Regions from separate parts of the Homo sapiens genome. Here region 2 is linked to region 1. Evidence: chromatin loops called from intact Hi-C (ENCODE). Cell type or tissue: mammary epithelial cell. All regions are shown on one strand. Links, peaks and the distances in the headings refer to the core of each region. The heading gives the core; the rest is flanking DNA. Region 1 overlaps TPST1 (tyrosylprotein sulfotransferase 1). Region 2 overlaps TPST1 (tyrosylprotein sulfotransferase 1).

Region 1 (12,573 bases), core at 5,254-7,753:
GGCACACGTGTTCTACAAAACATTAGAACATGTACAGACAACCTATTTCAAAAGGAGACTGCCCAAGTCTGCTTACAGGATCCCATTTTTAAACCCTCTCCTTGAAAACAAACGTCATAATGTAAGAAAAGAGAACAAGAGGAGTTTTAACAGGAAACACATGTTCCTTCTGGGCTCCTTACTGCAGGGCTGTGCATGAAATCGGGATCAAGAGCTCTTTGCTCAGGAGGCAGATCCCTCACGAGGCCCAAAGCTGTGCGGACACCTCCATCCTCTCAGTGGGAGGAAACTGGCAAATGCACAGGCGGCGCAGCCAAGGTGCAGACGCTCCACCAAGCTTGGCAGGGGACAGCCAATCCTAGGAATTTCCCTTCTGCTGAAAAGGCAGCAATCTTTCCTAGGGCGAACAAACAGAATGTGGTTACAGGTGTGGAGTCCCGGTGTGTTCTCCCTGTGTCTTCGTCTCTTCCTTCCCAGCTACAGGCCTAGACAAGCCAGGCGGTTGGGGAGGTTCCTGCAGATCAGGGGCCAGGAGGATGGATGTTGAGAACAGCTGCCTCAGGAAGACTGCCTGGGAGGCACACACACCCTCACTCTGGTGCTTTCAGATGCATGCAAGTAGCTGCTGGGTGCAAAGCAAGCAGATGGCCAAAACCAGGGCTGCTCCTGCCCATTTCTAAATAACTGACTGTCATCTGCTATTGTTGCTACTGTGGGGGCACTGTCAGGGGCACCAGATGTCCAGGGGTCAGCACCATGATTCCTCGTGTGAAGAAATGGGTCCTAAGGTTCTTAAAGTGTCCAGGGGTCAAGACCCTGATTCCTCCTTATGTGAAGAAATGGGTCCTAAGGTTCTTCAAGTGTCCAGGGGGCAGCACCCTGATTCCTCCTCATGTGAAGAAATGGGTCCTAAGGTTCTTTAAGTGTCCAGGGGGCAGCACCCTGATTCCTCATGTGAAGAAATGGGTCCTAAGGTTCTTTAAGTGTCCAGGGGGCAGCACCCTGATTCCTCCTCATGTGAAGAAATGGGTCCTAAGGTTAAGTGTCCAGGGGTCAAGACCCTGATTCCTCCTCATGTGAAGAAATGGGTCCTAAGGTTCTTTAAGTGTCCCAGGGGTCAGCACCCTGATTCCTCCTCATGTGAAGAAATGGGTCCTAAGGTTCTTTAAGTGTCCAGGGGTCAGCACCCTGATTCCTCCTCACGTGAAGAAATGGATCCTAAGGTTCTTTAAAGGAAGCTCCAGAGAACACAGATACTGTTATTGAAATGCCAAAGGGACCCAAAAGATAAGAAAGATAGTATCCATCCTAAGGGCTTTGCTGTGTCCCCAGTTCTCCTGAGTCCTCCTCAGCACAGGTTGGCCCCTCCCAACCTCCACACACAAGCCAGGGTGAAATGCTGCAGAGGCAACTGCTGATGCGGTCCATCCTACAACACGCTGGTAAAGAAATGAGGCCTTGTGTGTGTTTGGTGGGGCGGGCAGGGAGATTACCTATGAAGTTTGAAAGCATTTTGTATAAACAAAATTAGCCAAGGCCTGATAACTGCTGTTAAATATGCAGACCCACAGGGCATAAGACTAACATTCAGCATTTGCTCCTCAGCAAAAAGGAAACCTGAATCCTAGAACCTGTCAATATTAGCAGCTTGCTGCCATCTGGGATTTTGACATGACGGACCAGCGTCCATGTGCTTCTTATGTCTATAATCCATCAACGCACCGCAAGTCACATTCAACCTGTTTTCTCACTAGCAAAACAGGAATACTACCAGCTTGCCAGAGTGGTTTGAGAACTGAATACAATTTTATATATAGATGTATATATAATTTAGCGTATCTGTTATATATATATCATCTTATATATATGCAAATAAAATCCTTGGTATTTTATGCCTGGTATGGAGTATGCACAATACATCATTATATAAAGTAAAAATAAAAACATTATATAAAAAAAAAAAACAAAGGTCAGCAAGTAAACTATGAGAAAAAATCACTATCAATATCAGATTTTATTTTTATTTATTTATTTATTTATTTTTGAGACGAAGTCTCGCTCTGTCACCCAGGCTAGAGTGCAGTGCTGCAATCTCGGCTCACTGCAACCTCTCTGCCTCCTGGCTTCAAGCAATTCTCTTCCTTCAGCCTCCCGAGTAGCTGGGACTATAAGTGCCCACCACCACGCCCAGCCAATTTTTTTTTTTTGAGACGAAGTCTCTCTCTTGTCACCCAGGCTGGAGTGCAATGGCACGATTTCGGCTTACTGTAACATCCACCTCTTGGGTTCAAGTGATTCTCCTGCCTCAGCCTCCCAAGTAGCTGGGATTACAGGTCCCTGCCACCACACCCAGCTAATTTTTGTATTTTTAGTAGAGACGAGGTTTCACTATGTTGGCCAGGCTGGTCTCGAACTCCTGACCTTGTGATCTGCCCACCTTGGCCTCCCAAAGTGCTGGGATTACAGGCATGAGCCACCATGCCCAGCCAATATCAGATTTTTTGAAAAGGCTGTTCAAGTTACAACTGATCAAAGGCTTTGCCACATCATTTGGAGCAAAACTGATCTTAAGAAAGTTTGGGTGGATAAGCAGAGACTGAAAGTCTGGGACAAGGGTATGAACTCTGAGCAGCTGCACCTGGAGATCTGGGCTGAGAAACCAGCTTTGCCACTCATGAGCTGGTGTCCCTGGACATGTGCCTGATGAGGGCCACATACTCAGATAGAAAAAGGGCTGAGAAGGCAAGGCTGGCCTTGTCTACAATGTAGCACTTAGTCCAATGAGACAATATAGGTTACTCACATAAGCCATCCATAATACATTAAAACAAGCAAGGGCAAACTTGAAAAACCAACCAAGAAACAAACAAACAAACAAAAATTGCAGTAGGGCAAAAACATCTGCAAGTCCAGCACACGAAGAAAGCCACTGGAGGTGGGGATGGGTGGCTGGGGCCCTGGCTGAACAGGTAACCAGAAGTAAACAGCCACTCTTGAGTTCTGGGTTTCCTTGCCTATGGACTATGGTCCTGACAAACGACCTGCTCCCTCTGGGACCAGCTTCCTTATCAGTAAACAGGGAGTTGGGCTTGATGGCCTCCAGGTCCCTTTCAGCTGAAATATTTCATGGTTCATAATGAAAATAACAATACTATTGTGCGCTTATTATGAGCCAGGCTCTTGGATGATGATTAATTCTCACCACCATGCTCTTGTTAATATTATCCTCATTTCATAGATGAATAAATGAAGACACAGAGAGGTGAAGTAATGTGCTTGCTTCCACACAGAAAGTGAAGAGGCAGGATTCCAACCCTGGCAGACGGACTCCAGAGCTGTGCTCTCCACCTTGGCCACCCAGCCCCCTGCAAGAGCCCGAGTGGGAAACAGAAAGACCTGGCAATGTCCCCCAACCCTCACCTCATGTATGGAAGAGGCTCCTGGTTCTGCTACTCCACTTGCTCAGTCTGTTGAAGGAAAGAAAAGATGTTTTAATGTCCTTGAAGTTGGTCAGCATGAGAAGTGACCGTCCCCACTGAAACATGAGGGGTGGCCCGCAGGCTCTGTTCACTTTCAGATGAACTCAGTGCACTACTGTGGTATGCTCAAGAATCTGACTGGCCTTTCCCCCTGGTTCCTGGGAGGGAAATGCCGAATCCTTGGAATTTCCTGGGTAACAAGAGTGTCTTTGTTATTTCTGATGCCCTTGGATCACATCTGGATTTATGTTATGAGATGATTCAGGATGGGGCTGCTCACCACAAAGACCAACCATGGGATCAGGGGCTGGGGCTTGGAGCCCACGTCAACTCTGGGGAGGGGAGGTTGGCTGGAGATTGAGTTCTAACACATGACCAACGATTTGATCAATCTTGCCTGCATAAATAAACCCCAATAAAAATGCTGGGTGTGGAAGTTCAGTGGCACTTCCCGGTTGGTGAACACATGGGTGTGCCGGGAGGGTGACGTGCCCTGCTTTCATAGGGAGGAGGCACAGAAGCTCTGCATTCAGGACCCTCCTGGGCCCACTTCTATCTTATGGCTGGTCCTGATCTGCATCCTTTATAAAACTGTCATTGTTAAGTACTACACTTTACCGAGTTTTATGAACCATTCTAGCTAATTATTCAATCTGAAGGTTCTATGAGTTTCTGCTGATTTTCATTAGAAGTTAAACTGAAGACCTTATGGGCCCTTTTCTACGTGTGTGTGTCTCTGTGTGCACACTTCTGCATGATTGTTTCTTTTTTTAATAGACAAGGTTTCCCTCTGTAACCCAGGCTGTAGTGCAGTGGCACAATCACAGCTGTCTGGGCTTAACAGATCATCCTGCCTCAGCTTCCCAAGTATGCCACCACGCTCAGCCTTTTTTTTTTTTTTTTTTTTTTTGATGGAGTCTTGCTCTGTCACCCAGGTTGGAATGCAGTGGCGCAATCTCGGTTCACTGCAACCTCTGCCTCCTGAGTTCAAGCAATTCTCCTGCCTCAGCCTCAGGAGCAGCTGGGATTATAGGTGTGTGCCACCACACCCAGCTAATTTTTTTTGGTACTTGTTTTTAGAGATGGAGTTTTGCCATGTTTGCCAGGCTGGTCTTGAACTCCTAATCTCAAGTGATCTGCCCGCCTCAGCCTCCCAAAGTGCTGGGATTACAGGTGGGAGCCACCACGCCTGGCCCTGCCCAGCTAATTTTTTGATAGAGATAGGGTCTTGCTATGTTGTCCAGGCTTTTTGCCCAATTTAAAAAAAAATTCCCTTACGATGATGATCTATATTCCACAGATGAGTTTTTTGTTTGTTTGTTTTTTGTTTTTTTTTTTGAGAGGGAGTCTCGCAATCTTTCCCAGGCTGGAGTGCAGTGGCACGTTCTCAGCTCACTTCAACCTCTGCCTCCTGAGTTCAAGCGATTGTCCTGCCTCACCCTCCCAAGTAGCTGGGATTACAGGTGCCCAACACGCCCAGCTAATTTTTTTTTTTGTATTTTTAGTAGAGATGGGGTTTCACTATGTTGGCCAGGCTGGTCTAAAACTCCTGCCCTCGTGATCCAGCCGCCTTGGCCTCCCAAAGTGCTGGGATTACAGGTGTGAGTCACTGCACTCGGCTCCAGATAAGTCCTTTGTTTCAAATATATTCTCCTACTTAGGCTCACTATTTTACTCTCATGATTTTTATTACATAAACATCCTCAATTATAATGTAGTTCATATTATCTACCTTTAAATTAATAATCAGTACTTTTTAGGGCTTAAGAAATCCTGTCCTCTTATGGTCATAAAGATGGTTCCTCTATTATCTTCTTCGTTTTTATGAGACAGGATTGACTGCCCAGGCTGCAGTGCAGTGGTGTGATCTCGGCTCATTGCAGCTTCAACCTCTGGGGCTCAGGTGATCCTCCCACCTCAGCCTCCCAAGTAGCTGGGACTACAGGCATGCACCACACCCAGCTAATTTTTTGTATTTTTAGTAGAGATGAGGTTTGGCTATGTTTCCCAGGCTGGTTTTGAATGCCTGGACTCAAGCAATCTGCCTGCCTCCCAAAGTGCTGGGATTACAAGCGTGAGCCTCATGCCTGGCTCTTCTATATCCTCTAACAACTTTCATTATTTTGCCTTTCACATTTAGGTGTGCAATCCATTTGGAAATATTTTTAGGTATGTTGTGAAGCAGGAGTGTCCCTTTAGTTTTAGTCTCAAATACCTTTTCTTGACTTCTTCAGATTTGTTATGCAAACCGGCTTTTGGAATTTTTTTTTTTTTTTTTTTTTTTTTTTTTGAGACAGACTCTCGCTCTGTCACCCAGGCTGGGATTACAGGCGCACACCACCAAGTCTTGCTAATTATTTTATATTTTTAGTAGAGACGGGGTGTCACTGTGTTGGCTAAACAGATCTTGAACTCCTGACCTCAGGCAATCCACCCACCTGGGCCTCCCAAAGTGCTGGGATTACAGGCGTGAACCACCGCACCTGGGCGCTTTTGGATTTTATATTCCTTCAAGACAGCCTCTTGGAATATTCTCTGGCTCCAATTTCCACAGCCGGTGTCAGTCTGTTCATGAATCTGCCCAGGTTTCTGGGACATCATGCCCAGCCTGGGCCCAGAGCTCTGTGTCCCCTTGTCTGCACGAGGTGGTCGGATTCTTCTGGATAAATCAGGAGCTCCTTGAGGTCTTTCTTTCCCCCGTGACTCCTGAGGACTTACTCTAATTCCTCACCATAGTAGACACTGGGTAAACAATTGGTGAATAAGTGAATGAATGGATGAATAGTAAATATATGTGAATAAGAATATGCCTTGAAAGTACTTTGAAACACTCAAGTCATATGTATCAATTACTGGCGGCTAAGTGTTTTCAGAAAAGGGTCAGGAAGGAAGAGGCTTCAACTCTGGTGTGAGACATGGCTTCCCTCAGAGAGGGCAGCCCATTTACTCCAGGCTTGCATCAGGCAACTGGACTTCACACAAGTCTCTGAGGTGCTGTTGCTTCACCAACCTCTATCTGGAACGCTTTCAGAAACTGAGTTCAAAACTGAGTCTCCTCTTCCTATTGACAAGCTAATCACTGACAGCAGCAGCCTGGAGGCAACATGCATCATCGCCTTGCTGGAAAGGGAAGTCGGCTGCACTCAGGCCATGAGTGTCCATTTTTTCTGACTTCCATATGGGCATGACAGTGATGCCCAGAGGCAGGATGCCGGGCTCCTCTAGGCATGTCAGCCGTGAGACTCCCTGTTTCTTTCCAACCCAGGAAACAGGATTGGAATGCAAGTCAGTGAGAGAAGACGTTACAGGGAAAACTCTGAATCTGCTTAATTTTTTTTATTTTTGAGACAGGGTCTCACTCTGTCACCCAGGCTGGAGTGCAGTGGCACAATCTAAACTCATGGCAACCTCCACCTCATGGGCTCAAGCGATCCTCCTGCCTCAGCCTCCCAAGTAGCTGGGACCAGAGGCCTCGCCACCATGCCTAGCTAATTTTTTCTTTTTTTGAGGCAGTCTTGTTCTGTCACACAGGCTGTAGTGCAGTGGTGTAATCTTGGCTCAGCAACCTCCACCTCCCGGTTCATGTGATTCTCCCTCAGCCTCCCAAGTAGCTGGGATTACAGGCAAATTCTGCAATACTCGGCTAATTTTTATATTTTCAGTAGAGATGAGGTTTCACCATGTTGGCCATGCTGGTCTTGAACTCCCGACTTCAAGTGATCTGCCAACCTCGGTCTCACAAATTGCTGGGATTACAGGCATGAGCCACCATGCTGGCTTTAATCCTTCAAACTCTCACTGTCCTTCCCAGGGGCCAGTGACTATGTGTATATATAAGTCATCTGGGCTCCAAATGAGAAAAGTCAAAGGGGCAAGGATGTACAGTACACAGAGTAGGAACAGAGAGGGTCGCTGAACATTTTTATTTCAAATTAGGCACTGGAACGCTGGAGCAGCTTTACCCACTGGGCGGCTTGTGCAGGACCTCAAGCAATCAGAATTTGGTTATCAATAAAGTATTTCCCTGGTTTTGGGAGACACTGAGCTCTCTGAAATTAAGACTGTGTTAAATTATTGTTAAAATCAACAAGTCCCAGACGCTGATCTTTCTTCCCCAGCACATATCACTATCCCTTTTCTTCTTTTCTTTTTGGTTTTCTTGTTTCTGTCTTTTTAATTTCATTATCTCTTTAAAAATATTACTTCAATGCAAGAGCCAATCTAGTATACATCAGGAGGAAAAAGCAGACACAGTACCTGTGGTTTTTCTTTAAGAAAGTCAGGTAGTTGGAATTCTCCCTTATAGACCTGGAAAAACAAAGCAGGCGTGAGTTTAAGGCAACAGGTCCAGTCCCCATCATTGCAGGACATGTGCCATGCCTGACCGTGGCCGGGTTTACTGCTCCACTGCTGGTGAGTTTAGAATGAGAAAGAAGCCTGTCAGTTCAAGAGCAGCCAGTGGGCAGCACTGAGGGAAATCCCCATTCACTGTAATTCCCTCCTGCTCTGTGTTTACCGAGTGCTCACAAATGTGGGCTGGCTAGGAGAGGGCTCAGGGTACCCTAAAAACAAAAGCACCCTGACTGCCAAATCCCAATCACTTTAGCTGAGAGAGGAAGCAAGCCCTAGGCAATCTCTCTCAAGCAACCAACACAGAACTCACGCAGTTTAGGAACAAGCTCTTCCTGGTTCCTTTTGAATTCTCCAAGGATACAACCCTGGATTTAATCCAACTTTACTTTTCTCAATTTACCCAGAATTCTCATGGTGATTTGAATTTGAATATTAAGTGATTCTTAAAATGATATAAACCGTAAATCTCATAAAATCTTATAATTAAAAACCTATGCTTTAATATATAAAAATGTTTCTAATACATGCAATAATTAGGAATCTTTATGATAAATTTGTGATAAATACCATTTATTACATTTAAAAGCCCACTGAATATGTAAGAGTAAATCAATAAAAGATATATAAAACCTTAACACAGAAAACTATAAAACACTATTGAGAGAAATTAAAGACCCACATAAACAGACATACCACTTTCAGGGACAGGAAGATTTAATATAATAAAGATAGCCATTCTCCTCAAAGAATTCCCAATCAAAATTCTAGCATGCTTTTTTTTTTTTTTTGGAGGGGAGGGAGTAATTTCAACTTGATTGTAAAAGTTATATGGAAATACACAGGGCCAAGAATAGTCAAGGTAGTTTTAAAAGAATAACAAAGTAGAAGAACTTATTCTACCAGATATCGATACATTACTATTATACAGCTACAATTATCTACATTACATAGCTCTAAACATTAGCTAAGTTAATGATATAGCCATAAGTAAGACAGTAGGGTTTTGGCACAAGGATAGATAAATATATCGATGAAACAGAATGACAGGTCCAGAAACAGCCCCTCAGATGCAGATGCCTGGTTTACGGCAAGGTGGCATTGCAGAACAGTGCAATGAGAAAGAATAAATTAAAAAACGTGATCTACGCATATAATGATACACTATACAGTAACAAAAAAATGAACTCTGCTACATTAGCAACAACACAGATGAATCTCAACATAATGATGAGGAGGTGGGGAGCCAGATTCCAAAGAATAATATACTACATCTTCATTTAAAAAATTTAAAGCTACTAAGTAGGTAAAACAAATCAATGATCTTAGAAATCAGGATACTGTTTGCCCTGGGTAGGAAGGAGGTGGTAGTGATTGAGAGAGAGAAGCTGAGAGAGGCTTCCAGGGTGCTGGTAATTTTCTGTCTTGATATCAGTAGTGATTATGAGCATGTGTTCATTTTGTGAACACATCAGTTATTGATAAATGATTGGTATACTGTATGTGTGATATACTACAACAAAATTCAATAAATGAATTAAGTCAGTGGTTTAATGTTAAAAATTTACTGTTACACATATATCATTTAAGTACAAAGATGTTTATTTCAACACTTTGCAACAGCAAAAAAAAACTTGGGAACAAGTAATGTCAATGAAGAGTGGAAAAGCAATCCACTAGGAAGAAGTTTGATAACCACCGGAATCGCGATTGTAACAAGAAACTAAGGAAAGTTATTGGAAGGACAGTTACTGGATAGTCCTTCAGAGCACAGAAAATCTCAATGCTGAATCCCAGGTCTAAAAACCTAAAGAAGTTTCTCCTTTTACTGATCCACTTATAAATATAGCTGCATTACTTCGGAGGCTCAGAGAATGAACACACTTTTTTTTCCTGCAATGCCTAAAACTTGGTCTATTTTTTTTTTTTGTTCTCCGTTACAGTCTAGGAGACCTAAACTGAAGTAGAGACACAAGGCTTATAGATAAGGTATTTCCGTGGAGGTGCATGGCCCTGGAAAGTGAACAGGGTGCAGGATAACAAAACTGCAGCTGCTAGGAGTGTCTCAAAGCTACCATCATCTCCCCCAGTCAATGGGGGCTGGCTTAGCTGCTCCCTAAAGAATCTACATATAAGAATCATTTGTTCGGCTGGGCGCGGTAGCTCATGCCTGTAATCCCAGCATTTTGGGAGGCGAAGGCGGGCAGATCACCTGAGGTCAGGAGTTCGAGACCAGCCTGGCCAACATGGTGAAACCCCATCTCTACTTAAAATACAAAAAATTAGCTGAGCGTGTTGGCAGGCGCCTGTAATCCCAGCTACTCAGGAGGCTGAGGCAGGTGAATTGCTCAAACCTGGGAGGCGGAGGCTGCAGTGAGCTGATCTCAGCATTGCACTCCAGACTGGGCAACAAGAGCGAAACTCCATCTCGAAAAAAAGAATCATTTGTTCTACCCTGACACCACAGCTTGGATGGGTCCAGCTTGCTGAGGTGGGAAGTGTCTAAGCCCTGGGAGCTGTGTATCATGTTAGCACTTGCTTCCATCTACTTTGCCTGCCTATTGTCTGTGGGTCAAGAAGACACCATGCCCAGTGGAGGGGCTGAAGCTACTAGAATGTTTTATTTGTTTTGGGTTTTTTGTTGTTGTTGTTTTTGTTTTTACCAGATTCTCAAGTGTCTTTCCTTCTCCCTCTATTCAAGAAATGAAGTCCCAGCCCCTACTTTCCAGGCCCCAGGGGCATACACTGCTCAGGCCCACAGTCCACTCTGGTCTGTGCCGTGGCTGCTTTACAGAACCAGTTCAGGTTGGGTCTGCCCCAGTCCCTCTTCTCTTGTCAGTGGGTTGAGGTCTCAAGTGACTTGACTTTGTTGTTGTTGTTGTTGTTGTTTTGAGACGGAGTTTCGCTCTGTCACCCAGGCTGGAGTGCAATGGCGCAATCTTGGCTCACCACAACCTCTGCCTCCCAGGTTCAAGCACTTCTCCTGCCTCAGCTTCCTGAGTAGCTGGGATTACAGGCATGCACCACCACGCCTGGCTACTTTTTTGAATTTTTAATAGAGACAGGGTTTCTCCATGTTGGTCAGGCTGGTCTTGAACTCCTGACCTCAGGTGATCCGCCTGCCTCGGCCTCCCAAAGTGCTGCATTACAGGTGTGAGCCACGGCGCCCAGCCAACTTTTCTTATTTTCACACTCTCTCAGACATTCAGACACTGAATCTCCTCTTTGAGCTAGCCTCTTCTGCTAGAATTTATGCAGAACGTTTAACTCAAGCCCAGGCAGTCATACAGGTGTCAGTGGCAGAGCAAGGCTCAGAGGCCGCACCCCAGGGCTCTTCCATTAAACCACACTCATTGCATCCCACATTGCCTTTAGCAAATCTATGGTGAAATCTTTCTTCCTCTTTTTGGCTTGTTATAAAAAGCATAAGGCATAACAGGAAATATGAGTGGGAACATTCAACACTATAAGTACCTTCCTAGTACTGACAGTTCCAGATAGGTAAGGCTTATATGAAGAAGAAAAAAAAAACCTAGGTATGCGATGTTACTGTAATAAAAAACCAAAAGGGGTCTGGGTAAAATATCAAATAAAGGCTCACGCAAAAATTCAGTGGGCAGCTGTCTGAAGATTTCCTTCTTTTAGTATCCTCCAGGGAACAAATGCCTCAAAAGTTAGGAACTGTAAAACCGACGAAAATAACATTTTCCACTGACAAAGCAATTTCTACACAGTGCAGAAAACTGACCCACTACATTGCCTATACAAACAGCAGAGCTAGAAATGGAATTTCCTTTGGTTAATGTTTCTGGACATCTGAATATTTTCAGGCACTAAAAGATGGAGGATTCTGCTTGACAGCAATGAGCTAGGTATTCAGAAGCCAAATGTTTCTACAAACCCTCCCACCTCAAGCACTGAAGAATAAGACAAAACTAAGCTTCTGATTTGAAGGGCAAATTGGAAATTAAAATAATAAAAAAAATCGCTAAACTTTACTATTTTCTGTGCATCAGGTTGGTATTAAGTAAGTGCCTCCTCATCAATCACACAATCTCCTGAGGAGGTATTATTCTCTTTTAACAGATGAAGCAACTGAGACACAGAGAAATTAAGTAATTCATAGACAGGTAGTGAAATGGGAAGCTTCTGTAGTAGTACTAGATTGGACTTTAATCATTCTAGTTGCTCTGTTTAGACTGTAGTATGGAGTCTATAGCAATAATCCAGAGAAGAGATAATGATGGCTTGGACCAAGGAGATAGAAATAGAGGTGGTAAGAAGGGGAGGATTACAATTTTTTTTTTCTTATTACATCTCGATATCCTAACAGATAGGATGTGGGATGTGAGGGACAAGGAGAATCAAGAATGACTCCAAGGTGTTTTGCCTAAGCAACTACCAACTGGAAACATGGAGTTACCATAGGTTGGTGGGGTTTTTCTTTCAATACTTTAAATATTTCATTCTGTAAGTCTTACAGCAATAAGAAAATAGAAAGAAAGGGCATCCAAACTAGAAAGAAAGAAGTCAAATTATCCTTGTTTATAGATAATATAACCTTATATTTGGAAAAACCAAAAGACTCCACCAAAAAAACTATTAGAACTAATAAATTCAGAAAGTTGAAGAAGACAAAACCAACATACAAAAATCAGTAGCATTTTTATGTGCCAACAGTGAACAATCTGAAAAAGAAGTCAAGAAAGTAATCCCATTTACAATAGCTATGAATAAAATAAAA
Region 2 (12,573 bases), core at 6,704-9,203, 100 kb after region 1:
GCTAAGAAACTAAGACTTTTTCAAAAAACAAAACAAAAAACCCTGAGAAATATAAAGATCCTTAGAATAAAATTAGAACCATAAGTCCACACTATGCACAAATGTGAGCAGCAAAAACTCTGGGCAAAACCCCTCATTTCAGGCAAAAATAATTGGGAAAGACCACAGTGGTCTAAGGAGCGTAAGAATCATTCTCATTATTTTTAACACTTTTTCTGAGCTCTTCACCCTAAGGGTGGCACCAGCCATACAGAAACGCATCGCAGGCAGCTAAAGCTCTGAAAGAAATCCAAACGTCTGACTAGAATAACAATGAAAGGAGCCTCTGTGAGCCAGAGAGATGTGGGGAATCCAGGAAAAGATGAGCCAGAGAAAGGGTTTCCCGTAATTTTGCACATGAACCAGCACAACTTCTAGCTCACACATAAGAGAGATTCAGGGAAGCACAGCAAAGGCTCTGAGAATAAATTAAAATATAAACTGTTGCCAAAGCTCCAAACTAACTAATAAATGGTCTGTGGATAGGAAAGACCCAAAGTAGCATAGCACAGTCTTTGAACTGATACTGGAAATACTATTCACAGGTGAGAAAACTTGTGGTTTAGAACCTAACCAGCCTGACAGTCTACCAAAACAAAAATAAAATCAGCATTCTTCCAAGGATTTTAACAGGACTTAGAAACACAAAATATAACTCCAAAATTACTCAAATGAGAGCATCAGGAAAATGTGATCCAAAATTGAGGGAAAAGACAATCAAAAGTAATTTGTAAGGGAAGCATAACTATATTAAAAAAAAACAGACATAGAGAGTAAGAAAAGGGAAAATTACAGGTCAGTGTCACTCATGAAATAGATATAAAAATCCTAAGCCAAAAATTAGCATACCAAAGCCAAAAACAAAGCTCAGATGATAAATCATTACCAAGTTGGGTTTTTTCCAGAAATTCAAAGTTAAATAAATATTAGAAAATCTATTAATGTAGCTTATTATATTTGTAGCTTATGATTAAGGAAAGTCAGATGACTCCTTCAATTTGACAAAATACAACCTTTGTGGTGGGCTACTTGGAAAATGGTTCCCAGTAATTCTGTCATACAAAGGGCTCTTTAAAGAAATTAAGGGTGTGCCTAATAGGTCCTCGCGACTCAACAACAGGGGCTCTAGGAAACTTAAGAACATTGTCCCTCAGCCATCTGAGAAAGATCACAAAGTAAAGAAGGGTGTACCTTAGATTCGTGGGTGTGACTATTACCCAATGGAATGAACACCAGTGAGTTTCACAAAGGACTGACAAAGTTTTTGAGAAAATTATATCAGCAGCAACACTGCCAGGCTGGACCAAAAAAACCCAGAAATAGTATAACACGAAAAGAGGTCACTAGACTCCCAAAATTCTACTGGCAGGAAGCAGACTAATAAAAAACTACACAGCTGCTAACACATGCTACCTTTCATGAAAAAGGAAGAATAACTCAGAGGTGGAATCAAGGAACTTCTAACATCCTGGCTGGATTTCAGAATTGATATGGACTAGTAACACTTCTGTGCCTCCTATTTTCCCTCCTTTAAACAGGAATGTCTATTATCCCATGCCTGTTCCACCCTTGTATACTGGATATAGGGAAGGGAGGATAACTTGTATCTTTAATGTCACATTTCTACAGACTGAATGGAACTGTACACAAGGAACTGTATTTTAAAAACTTTGGCCAGGTGCAGTGGCTCACACCTGTAATCCTAGCACTTTGGGGGGCTGAGCCCAGGAGTTTGAAACCAGCCTGGGCAACATAGCGAAACCCTATCTCCACTAAAAATAAAAAAATTAGCCAGGTGTGGTGGCACACAACTGTAATCCCAGCTACTCAGGAGGCTGGGGCAGGAGGATCACTTGAACCCAGGAGGTTGAGACTGCAGTGAGCCATGACTGCGCCACTGCACTCCAGCCTAGGCAACAGAGTGAGATGCTGTCTCAAGAAAAAAAAGAAACTTCACCCATAAGCCTCACTCACAACTGGACCTGATTTAGATGACAAGATTCTGGACTTTGAGCTGATGCTGTAACAGAATGAGACTTTTGGAGACCTGGAGGAAGGGGCAAATTAAGAGGGCCATATGCAAGAGACATGAGTCATTGGGGGCCACAGGGCAGGCTGGAAGGCTGCTTCTAAAATAGCACCTGATGGTTCCCAACTCCTGATATTCCTACCTTCGTGTAATCCCGTCTACTTGATTTTAGCTGGGCCTAGGAATTTGATTCTCATGAATATGGCAAAAGTGATAGGATGTCACTTCTGAGATAAGGCTGGAAAAGATGTAACTTCCATCTTCTTTACTTTCTCTGGCTCTTCTTGTTTGCCTGCTGCCATGTTAAGTAGCCATATACAGAAACACACAGCAAGAAACTAAGGCCCTCCACCTAAGACAGAGAAGGAACTGAATCTTGCCAAATACCACATGAACTAGGAAATCATTCCTTCCCCAGTCGAGCCCTGATGCAGCCTTGTGAGGGACTCTGAAGCAGAAGATCCAGCTATGCTGTGTCCATATTCCTGACACACAGAAACTTTTATGTTTGTTGTTTTCAGCCACTAAATTCTGGGGTAACTTACTACACAGCAATGGAAAATGAATACAATATCCATTAACTTTGAAAACTCTTAGTGAACTAGAAATAGAAGAGAAATTCTTTAACTTGATAAAAGATATCAACAAAGAGAAAGAAAACTAACAGCATATACCAATAATGTACATTAAAATAAATACAACAAAATTCATTAAACATATTCCCTTTAGAGTGAACTCTGTTCTGGGAAAAAATAAATAAATCATTTTCCTCCATTTCCTACACAAAGGATATTTAGGAGTAACTAAACAGTTGGTATAAGCACAGTCTTCTTTATAGAAAAATATCATTAATGAATACAGAAGGAAATTTTAAATTAGACTACCACCATTTGGCCAGACTTAATAAAATAGTAGGTCTGGGCAATGATTCATCAATGATCACTAAAACCATTAGGTAGAAGACTAAAAAAAACTGTACTGCTTCATGAATCACATTCTTACTTAAATCTAGTTGGTTTTTTTTTTAAGCAGAAGAGAATTTGACAGTACTAAAAGTACAATGACCACTAAGTACAGTTTGGTGCCAGAGCCTTGATTTGTGCTAAGGCATCCACAATTTTCAACTCTTTTGCACTATCAGCACAAATGTCAACAGAATGAAAATTCAAATAACATCTTAGTACCATTGTGAAAATAGTTTTAGCCTTGGAGATCTTCTGGGAGGGTCTGAAGGATTTTTTGGGTATTCTGAAACCATAATTTGGGAACCTCTACTTTAGTGACACACAGAGAAGTATTTACAGATGGAATGATGTGATATCTTGTATTTGTTTTAAAATAATTCAGCAGAAGTTGGGGGAAGGAAAGGAGTTAAATACTGGCCTACAATAGTTAACTGTTGGTATTGGGAATTCTGTTTACCAATTTATTTTTGTGTTTGGAATTCTGCATAATAATAAAATATTGTTTAAGGCATTCCCTTTAAAATACAGTTTCTCAACCTTGGCACAGCTGACATTTGGGGCTGAATAAATTCTTTGTTGTAGTAGCTGTCCTATAATTGCAGGATGTTTAGCAACACCCTGGCCTCTTTCTATTTGAGGCCAGCAGTATCACCTCCACTTCCCCAACTGTGATGACCAAAAAGTCTCCAGACATTGCCAAATGTCCCCTAGGGAACAAACTGTCCCCACTTAAAAACAACTTTTTTTTTTTTTTTTTTTTTGAGACGTTGTCTCGCTCTGTCACCCAGGCTGGAGTGCATGGCATGATCTCCGCTCACTGCAAGCTCCGCCTCCTGGGTTCACTCCATTCTCCTGCCTCAGCCTCCCGAGTAGCTGGGACTACAGGCGCCCGCCACCACGCCCGGCTAATTTTTTGTATTTTTAGTAGAGACGGGGTTTCACCATGTTAGCCAGGATGGTCTCGATCTCCTGACCTAGTGATCCACCCGCCTTGGCCTCCCAAAGTGCTGGGATTACAGGCGTGAGCCACCACGCCTGGCAACAACAACTGTTTTAAAATAAGGTTGCTTACTACTATTAGAAGTCCTAGCCTAGGCAAAACCACAAAACATTAGGAAAGCTGCGGGATATAGATATACAAAAGTCATTTACAATTATATACACCAGCAACTAAAAGAACATTTAAAAACAATACACATATCTGGCTGGGCATGGTGGCTTGTGCCTATAATCCCAACGCTTTGGGAGGCTGAGGCGAGTGCATCACCTGAGTTCAGTAGTTTGAGACCAGCCTGGAAAACATGGCAAAACCCTGTCTCTACTAAAAATACAAAAATTAGCCAGGCTTGGTGGCTCACACTTGCAATCCCAGCGACTCGGGAGGCTGAGGCAGGAGAATCTCCTGAATCCGGGAGGCGGAGGTTGCAGTGAGCTGAGATCGCACCACTGCACTCTACCCTGGGCAACACAGTGAGACTCCATCCCAAAAGAATAAATGAATAACTTAAATAAATAAAAACAATACACATATTTACATTACCAATGAAAAGAAGGTACTGAATAATAAACTTATCAAATAAAGTACAATACTTTTATGAAGAACATTATAAAATACAATACCATCAAAGGATATTGTAGACGACCTAAATAAAAGGAGAGGCCCACTGTATTATGGATAGAATGGCTTAATATTTTAAGAATGGCAATCCTCCCCCAAATTACCTACAGGTTCAATGTAAATTTAGTCTGATTTTTCATGAAATCAGGCAAGTTGATTTTAAAATATATACGGAGGACCAAAGGGTTTAAAAACAGCCTAGACATTCCTAGAGAAGAACTAAGCAGGGAGATTACCCTATTAGATTCTAAGCCATTTTCTTTCTTTCTTTTTTTTTTTTTTTTTTGAAACAGAGTCTCACTCTGTCAACCAGGCTGGAGTGCAGTGGTACAATCTTGGATCACTGCAACTTCTGCCTCCATTCCCTGGGACTAAAGGTGCCCGCTACCATGCCCAGCTAATTTTTATTTTTTGGTAATGATGGCGTTTCACCGTGTTGGCCAGGCTGGGGTATAACTCCTTACCTCAAGTGATCCGCCCACCTCAGCCTCCCAAAGTGCTGGGATTATAGGCATAAGCCACCGCGCCTGGCTAACTCGAAGACATTTTCTAAAACTGCAGTAATTAAAATAGAGTGGTATATGGCATTAGGATAGACTAAGTGAAGAAGGATTTCTTGACTGGGTGCAGTGGCTCATGCCTGTAATCCCAGCACTTTGGGAGGCCAGGGTGGGCGGATCACAAGGTCAGGAGAGAGAGACCATCCTGGTTAACACGGTGAAATCCCGTCTCTACTAAAAATACAAAAAATTAGCCAGGCATGGTGGCACACGCCTGTAGTCCCAGCTACTCGGGAGAATTGAGGCATGAGAATCGCTTGAACCCAGGAGGCGGAGGTTGCAGTGAGCTGAGATCGTGCCACTGCACTCCAGCGTGGGCAACAGAGTGAGACTCTGTCTCAAAAAAAAAAAAAAAAAAGAAAGCGATCTCACTAAAAGAATAATGCATACATGGAAACCTGATGTTTAACCTAGCTGGTACTGCATGTCATTAGGACAATCCCCTAGGTTTCTGGACTCCCCACAAATGCCAAAATCCACAGATGCCCAAATCTCTCATATAAAATGGCACAGTATTTACATATAACCTACATACATCTTCCCTTATACTTTAAATCATCTCTAGATTACTTATAATACCTAACCTAACGATGCCCACACATCACTTCATTCACGTAGATTCAATGTAGTATTCAGCACATGGCAAGCTCAAGTTGTAATTTTGGGAACTCTGTGGAATTTTTCCCCCCTGAATGTTTTTGACCTGAGGTTAGTTGAATCTATGGATGTGGAACCCATGGATCCAAAGTACTGACTGTATTTCCATAGATGGTTCCGGGAAACTGGTCATCTTTATAGAAAAAATATGAAAATGAATCTGCACCTCACACAAGAAAATAAATTCCATATTGATTAATAAATTCCAGATTAACATGAAAAGAAATTTGTTTTAAGTTTTGGAAAAAACATGGGAAACTATTTTTATGACCTCAGAGTATGGAAGAATTTTTTTACAAAAAATTCTAAAGAAAAAGATTGGTAAATACAAGTTTAAAACTTAAATTCATCAAAAGATTTTTCTTATTTTTCTTAATTCTGTTAAAGTGAGGTCATTGACAAAAAAGATATTAAAAAGGAAGTTAAAAGATAAGCTACTGGCCGGGCACGGTGGCTCACGCCTGTAATCCCAGCACTTTGGGAGGCCGAGGTGGGCGGATCACAAGGTCAGGAGATCGAGATCATCCTGGCTAACACCCCGTCTCTACTAAAAATACAAAAAATTAGCCGGGCATGGTGGTGGGCGCCTGCAGTCCCTGCTACTTGGGAGACTGAGGCAGGAGAATGGTGTGAGCTTGCAGTGGGCAGAGATCGCGCCACTGCACTCCAGCCTGGGCGACAGAGCGAGACTCCGTCTCAAAAAAAAAAAAAAAAGGCTGGGCGCGGTGGCTCAAGCCTGTAATCCCAGCACTTTGGGAGGCCGAGGCGGGTAGATCACGAGGTCAGGAGATCGAGACCATCCTGATTAACACAGTGAAACCCTGTCTCTACTAAAAAATACAAAAAAATAGCCGGGTGTGGTGGCAGGCGCCTGTAGTCCCAGCTACTTGGGAGGCTGAGGCAGGAGAATGGCGTGAACCCGGGAGGCGGAGCTTGCAGTGAGCCGAGATCGCACCACTGCACTCTAGCCTGGGCGACAGAGCGAGACTCCATCTCAAAAAACAAAAAAGAAAAACAAGTGGAATATGCATACTGCTCATAATCCAGCTATTCTAATCCAAAGTGTATATCTTAGAGAAACTCTTGAAGGAAACACCTTCAAAAATGTCCTTAGCTCCAAACTAAAAACAATCCAAATGTTCATCAATAGTAAAAATGTATAAATAATCTATATTATACCAGAGAATAGTATTTTGGCAATTAAAACTGATGATATAGCTATATACCACAACACAGGTAAATCTCAAAAGAAAATGTTAGGCCAGAGAAAAAAAAAAAGAACCTGACCGAAAAAAACACAGACCATGATCCCATTTATATAAAGTTTACCAACAGGCAAACTAAACAAAGAAACAAAGGAAAAAGGGAAAACATGACAATGAAATATCAAAGGTCACCTCCAAGTAGTTTCAGAGATTATTGTTACTGTAATGCCAGCATTCCCAACCTGCCATGTTAGTTTCCTACTAGAGCTATTCAAATCGGGTGCTTACTTTGCTTCATTGAGACAAACATTTCATGACTTCAAGACTACCTTTGCCCTAAACAAGCTTACAGGAGCATGTGTAAGAACATTAACAAAAGCCTGTGGTGCACTTGCTACTAACCTAGGTGTTTCACACTCATTATTTTGGGATGGGGAGAGGGAGGGGAACAGTGCATAAGCGTTCGACAATAAAAATAACATACTAATAAGTACCACTTTGAACAATTTCTATGTGCCAGGTGCTATTCTAAAGGCTTTGTAGTAATTTAATTCTCACAACTCTATAAATACTACTTACCATCATCTGCAATCGGTATTATTATCATCCTTATTATTATAATAATAAAGACAACAGGTAACATTTTCAACCTCTCATTATATACCAGGCACTTGGCTAAGGGCTTTATAGTCATTCTAACTAAATCCTCACGACAACCCTATGGATAGTTATTATTATCATCCTTAATGGATACTATTTCAGTAAGCCTTTATCCACAGTTTCAGGTAGTTCTCTGCAGTCAACTGTGGTCTGAAAACATTAAATGGGAAACTCCAGAAATAAACAACTCATAAGTTTTAAATTGCATGTCATTCTCAGTAGCATGATGAAATCTAACATTGTCTCACTCTGTCTAGACTGGGATGTAAATCATCCCTTTGTTCAACACGTCCATGCAATGTACACTCACTACCCACCATTAGTCACTTAGTAGCCCTCTGTTATCAGATGGACTGTAGCAGTATCGCAGTGCTTACGTTGAAGTAACTCTTGTTTAACTTAATCATGGCCATAAAGCTCAAAAGTAGTAATACTGGCATATTGTTATAATTGTTCTACTTTATAATTAGTTACTGCTGTTAATCTTACTGTGCTTGATTTATAAATTAACCACAGGTATATATGCACAGGAAAAAACATAGTATATATAGGGCTCGGTACCATCAGTGGGGTTTCGGGCATCCACTGGGGTCTTGGAACATATCATCTGCAGATAAGGGGGATCTAACATATTATCATTCCCATTTCCAGGATAAGAAAACTAAAGGAAAGATGAGATAACCAAGACTAGACAAAACCAAATAACTCACTCAAGGTCACATAATCAATAAAGGACAGTGCTAGGATTTGAACCTATGTCTGTCTGACTCTAAAACGTGTGCTTAGCCACTGTCACACTGTTTTAGTTTGTCTTCATAAATGCTGTAAGTATATACAACAAGAGCTAAAAGTATAGATGAAGACAAAGACCTGAGTCCACAGCCTGGCTCTACCATCTTCCAACTGTGGGACGGAGGACAAGCTCCTCAACTTCTGGGAGCCTCAAGTCCCTCATCTATAAAATTAAGATGTTTAAGGCACCTATGGGTGAGTGTGAAAGGGTAAATATAAAAACTAAATGAGATAAGGCACACAGAGAGCTCAGCATACTGCCTGGCACATAACAAATGTTCAGTAGATGTTGGATGGTATCATTACCATCATCACCATCTTCCCTGTTTTATAGATAAGAAAATGGAGACACGGAGAGAGATAGTATTTGATGCAATGTTACAAAACCAGTTAGTGTCAATGAAAGACTTTAAACAAAGTCTAGCCAGCTTCAAAGTATCAACCCTTTTCCATTTGCCAAGTGTCTCATGAAAGCATAGGAAGTACATCCCAGACAGAGGGGGGCCTTGGAGAGATCTTCCTTAGGGAAAGGAAACCTGAACTAAATCTTGAAATACAACCATGAGTTGGTCAGATGAAGAAATGAAGTGAGAGAAAGGTGTTGCAGGCACAGGAAACAACACATTCAAAGGAACTGATTAAATAAATGGTGTGGCAATAATTGTAGCTACAATTATTTCAGTGTGGCTGCAGCCCAGGCTGTAGGGGCAAGAAAGTCTGAGTCCACAAATGAAGCAAACAAAACGTAGCATGATTTTAAGCAGTGGTTCTCAAAGTGAAATCAGGCCAGGAACATTAGCATCACCGGGAAACCTGTTAGAAGCGCAAGTTCTTGGGCCTATCCCAGACCTCCTGAATCAGAAATTTTAGGTCTTTTAAAGGTTCTGTATGTGATTGTGATGAATGGTTGATGTTTGAAAACATGATTTTCAGCAATGAGGAAATGTAAGGATGTTTTCAAAAACAATGAAATAATTCTTCATTAGACAGGTAATTCAGAAAAGGACCAAGGAGGAACCATGAATTCATGTATAATATCTGGATGGGTACCAACCATAATTCCCTTGATGTGCTTGGCTTTTCTTTGACAGTAGTTAATCAATGTAATAGGTTACTCTACTTAAAGATCCAATTTGCCCTACACTTCATCTTGGCAAAATACTCTGAACTAGGCTTACATTTTAAATCTTAAAAAAAAAAAAGAATTTTTTTAAAAAAAACAGGAATCTTCTAAGTTTTATACCTCATTATGGACTGAATGTTTGTGTCCCCCCAAATTCATGTTAAAACCTAATCACCAATGTGACTGTATTAGGAGATGGGAACTTGGGAAGTGTCCTTATTAGTGCACTTACAAAAGAGGCCAGGGAGAGATTCTTCACCTCCTTTACCATGTGAGGACACAAGGTGCCATCTATGAACCAGACAGCAGGCCCTTACTAGATGCTGAATCCATCAGTGCCTGATCTTGGACATCCCAGCCTCCAAAACTGCGAGAAATCAACTTCTGTGTTTGTAAGAACCCAGTTTGTGGTATTTTGTTATAGCAGCCCAAATGGACTAAGACATACCCTAAAATGCCTATTAAAACTAAATGTTTTGAGCCAGGCACGGTGGCTCACGCCTATAATCCCAGCACTTTGGGAGGCCGAGGCAGGCGGATCATGAGGTCAGGAGATCAAGGCCATCCTGGCTAACATGGTGAAACCCCATCTCTATTAAAAACACACACACAAAAAAAAAATTAGCTGGGTGTGGTGGCACGCACCTGCAATCCCAGCTACTCAGGAAGCTGAGGCAGAAGAGTCACTTGAACTCGTGAGGCAGAGGTTGCAGTGAGCCGAGATCATGCCATTGCACTCCAGCCCAGAAGACAGTGCGAGACTCTGTCTCAAAAAAAAAAAAAAAAAACACTAAATGTTTTTATAAACCAATATAATCCCAATTAAAAGTGTATCAGTTTTGTAAATTTTACACATTACAATCAATGTTTTTCTTTTAAAAACAAAATTGTAGTTTTGCAATTCCATGAGCTTCACTTCAGTTTTCTTTGTTAAATCCAACCAAAATTAAATGCTGCCTAAAGGAGGGCCACTTCACTTCCAAGTACATCATCTACCAAGGTTCCGAACAAGATTTCACTTGAAAAAAAGGGTGCTCCACTAATAAGAGAAGTCTGAAGGCAACTGGCTTAAAATTCAATATCTTTAGCTTAAAATATAAGGCCCTCCAAAGCCTGGTCCGCATCATTTCTCTCAAACCTTGTTTCACACTACTTCCTGCCTGGAAATGAACTCTCTAGCAAAAAACACCACATTGTTACTCATCTTTGTTAAGGTGTTCATATTGTAACTTCTCAATGATTATTTCCTGATTTGGTTTTGTTTTACTTATTTTTCAAAAATATATTTTTCAAAAATATATTCACCTATGGGAAACAAACACCATGTTCTAGGTCCAGGTGGGACTAAGCTTAGCTGACTTCCATTATATGGTCAAGAGGGTAGGGTCCATAGGTCAGGCATAACAGGGCGTAGTTGTTCCTTAGGTCCTTTTGAGGCCCTGGGTTGGGCCAGGAGTGAAGCCACAAGGAGTCCTCCATACTACCTCTTCCCTTTGAATTCTGTAAACCACAGTTAGGCACAGGCTTCTCCCAGGAGTAACATTTCTTGGGTGGCTCATTGGCTAAGGAAAAGGAAAGACATTCTGGACAGTCAAGGAAGAACTACAGCGCCTTAACCATGGGTCACCCAGGGAGCACAATATTCCCTAAGTCAAAACTAAATGCGCTTCCCTTTATCTGTTGATCATCTTGGATGGCTGCCACAACAAATAATTATCTGACTAAAATGTCATACCAAGCTTGAGGAAACCCTTCTTTAGGGCTCAGTTTCATGACACATTGCCCAAGATGACCTCTCTGAACACCTCAGACTGGGTTAGGCACCTCTCCTTGGTTTTCCATAGTTCTTTGTTGTTGTTGTTGTTGTTCAGAGTTTTGCTCTGTCACCCAGGCTGGAGTGCAGTGGCACGACCTCAGCTCACTGGAACCTCCACCTCCCAGGTTCAAGTGATTCTCCTGCCTCAGCCTCCCGAGTAGCTGGGTTTACAGGCATGGGCCACCACCCCTGGCTAATTTTTGTATTTTTAGTAGAGATGGGGTTTCACCATGTTGGTCAGGCTGGTCTTGAACTACTGCCCTCAGGTGATCTGCCCACCCCAGCCTCCCAAAGTGCTGGGATTACAGGTGTGAGCCACTGTGCCTGGCCTCTTTTTGTTTGTTTTTAATTATTCACCAATGAAGAAGCAGTGGTGACCATAGTTCTTAACCCTGCATTATATATGAATCTAAGTCTTCTATTAGATCATATGTTCCTTTAAGGCAAAGACCTTTTATCTCAAGGAGCTAACACAGTGTCTGGCACATAGTAGGTGCTCAATAATGTAGCAGAGACTACTATCTGCCTATCCCAATATCCAATTGATTTTTCTTAGTAAAAGGAACCCCAGTTATGGCCAGTGAAAAGCAAGAAGTACTACCTGGAAGCTTCTAAGAAATATCCTCAAAAAATACTAAACGCCATTTGTTTTACACACATCCACCCCTGCTGTGCTGCTTAGAATGTAGATGAAATGACTGGCGCTCCAACTTGGATCCTGGGGATGATGGAGACAAAAGCTGGAAGCAGCCTAAATGCCAGATGACTGCAAAGCTGACAAAGCAGCCCTGGTCTGCCTTCTACATAGTAGTCATTATTTGGAAATCTTTGTTATTTTGGATCTCTACTATTTGTAGAGAAATCTAATCAAACTAATAAATGATCTGATATCCAACTTCTAATTTTTGCTACCAATTGCTATATTCTCCAAGAAAAGTACAAATGTTGCCTTATTAATTCATGTTCTGGTTCTGCTTCTTCTCAATCTTTCCCTGACACACTTTGAAATGCAATGTTTCATCAGCTCTCTGATTTCCTTTCACAGCCCATTTTACTCTGTCACTTGTATCCCTTGTTTATTCAATTCCTCCTCTCCAGCTAAGATGTCT

The links. Hi-C counts contacts between places; a loop is a spot of excess contacts. Peaks named below come from ENCODE experiments on the same cell type or tissue, not always from the same donor. Only the 100,000 strongest peaks of a DNase experiment are listed, where the experiment ranks them.
Region 2: it touches region 1 in a loop (4-fold over the local background); 1 of 110 quality-filtered maps calls a loop at or near these places.

The regions. Positions count from the first base shown.
Region 1 is chr7:66,347,719-66,360,291 of GRCh38, reverse strand. It overlaps TPST1 (tyrosylprotein sulfotransferase 1), which reads right to left. Exons shown (of 6, transcript NM_003596.4): 4 at 7,737-7,787; 5 at 3,421-3,467; 6 at 1-397. The coding sequence ends at 3,450. Among named protein-coding and RNA genes, the nearest start is that of LINC00174, 46 kb to the left of the region's middle. RefSeq lists an enhancer at 10,215-10,714. In mammary epithelial cell, for the core only: no CTCF peak of the experiment used is centred there; a DNase peak (open chromatin) is centred at 6,561; H3K27ac peaks cover 2,424 bases.
Region 2 is chr7:66,246,367-66,258,939 of GRCh38, reverse strand. The region is part of intron 2 of TPST1 (tyrosylprotein sulfotransferase 1); the gene reads right to left. Among named protein-coding and RNA genes, the nearest start is that of TPST1, 47 kb to the right of the region's middle. In mammary epithelial cell, for the core only: no CTCF peak of the experiment used is centred there; a DNase peak (open chromatin) is centred at 7,989; H3K27ac peaks cover 2,355 bases.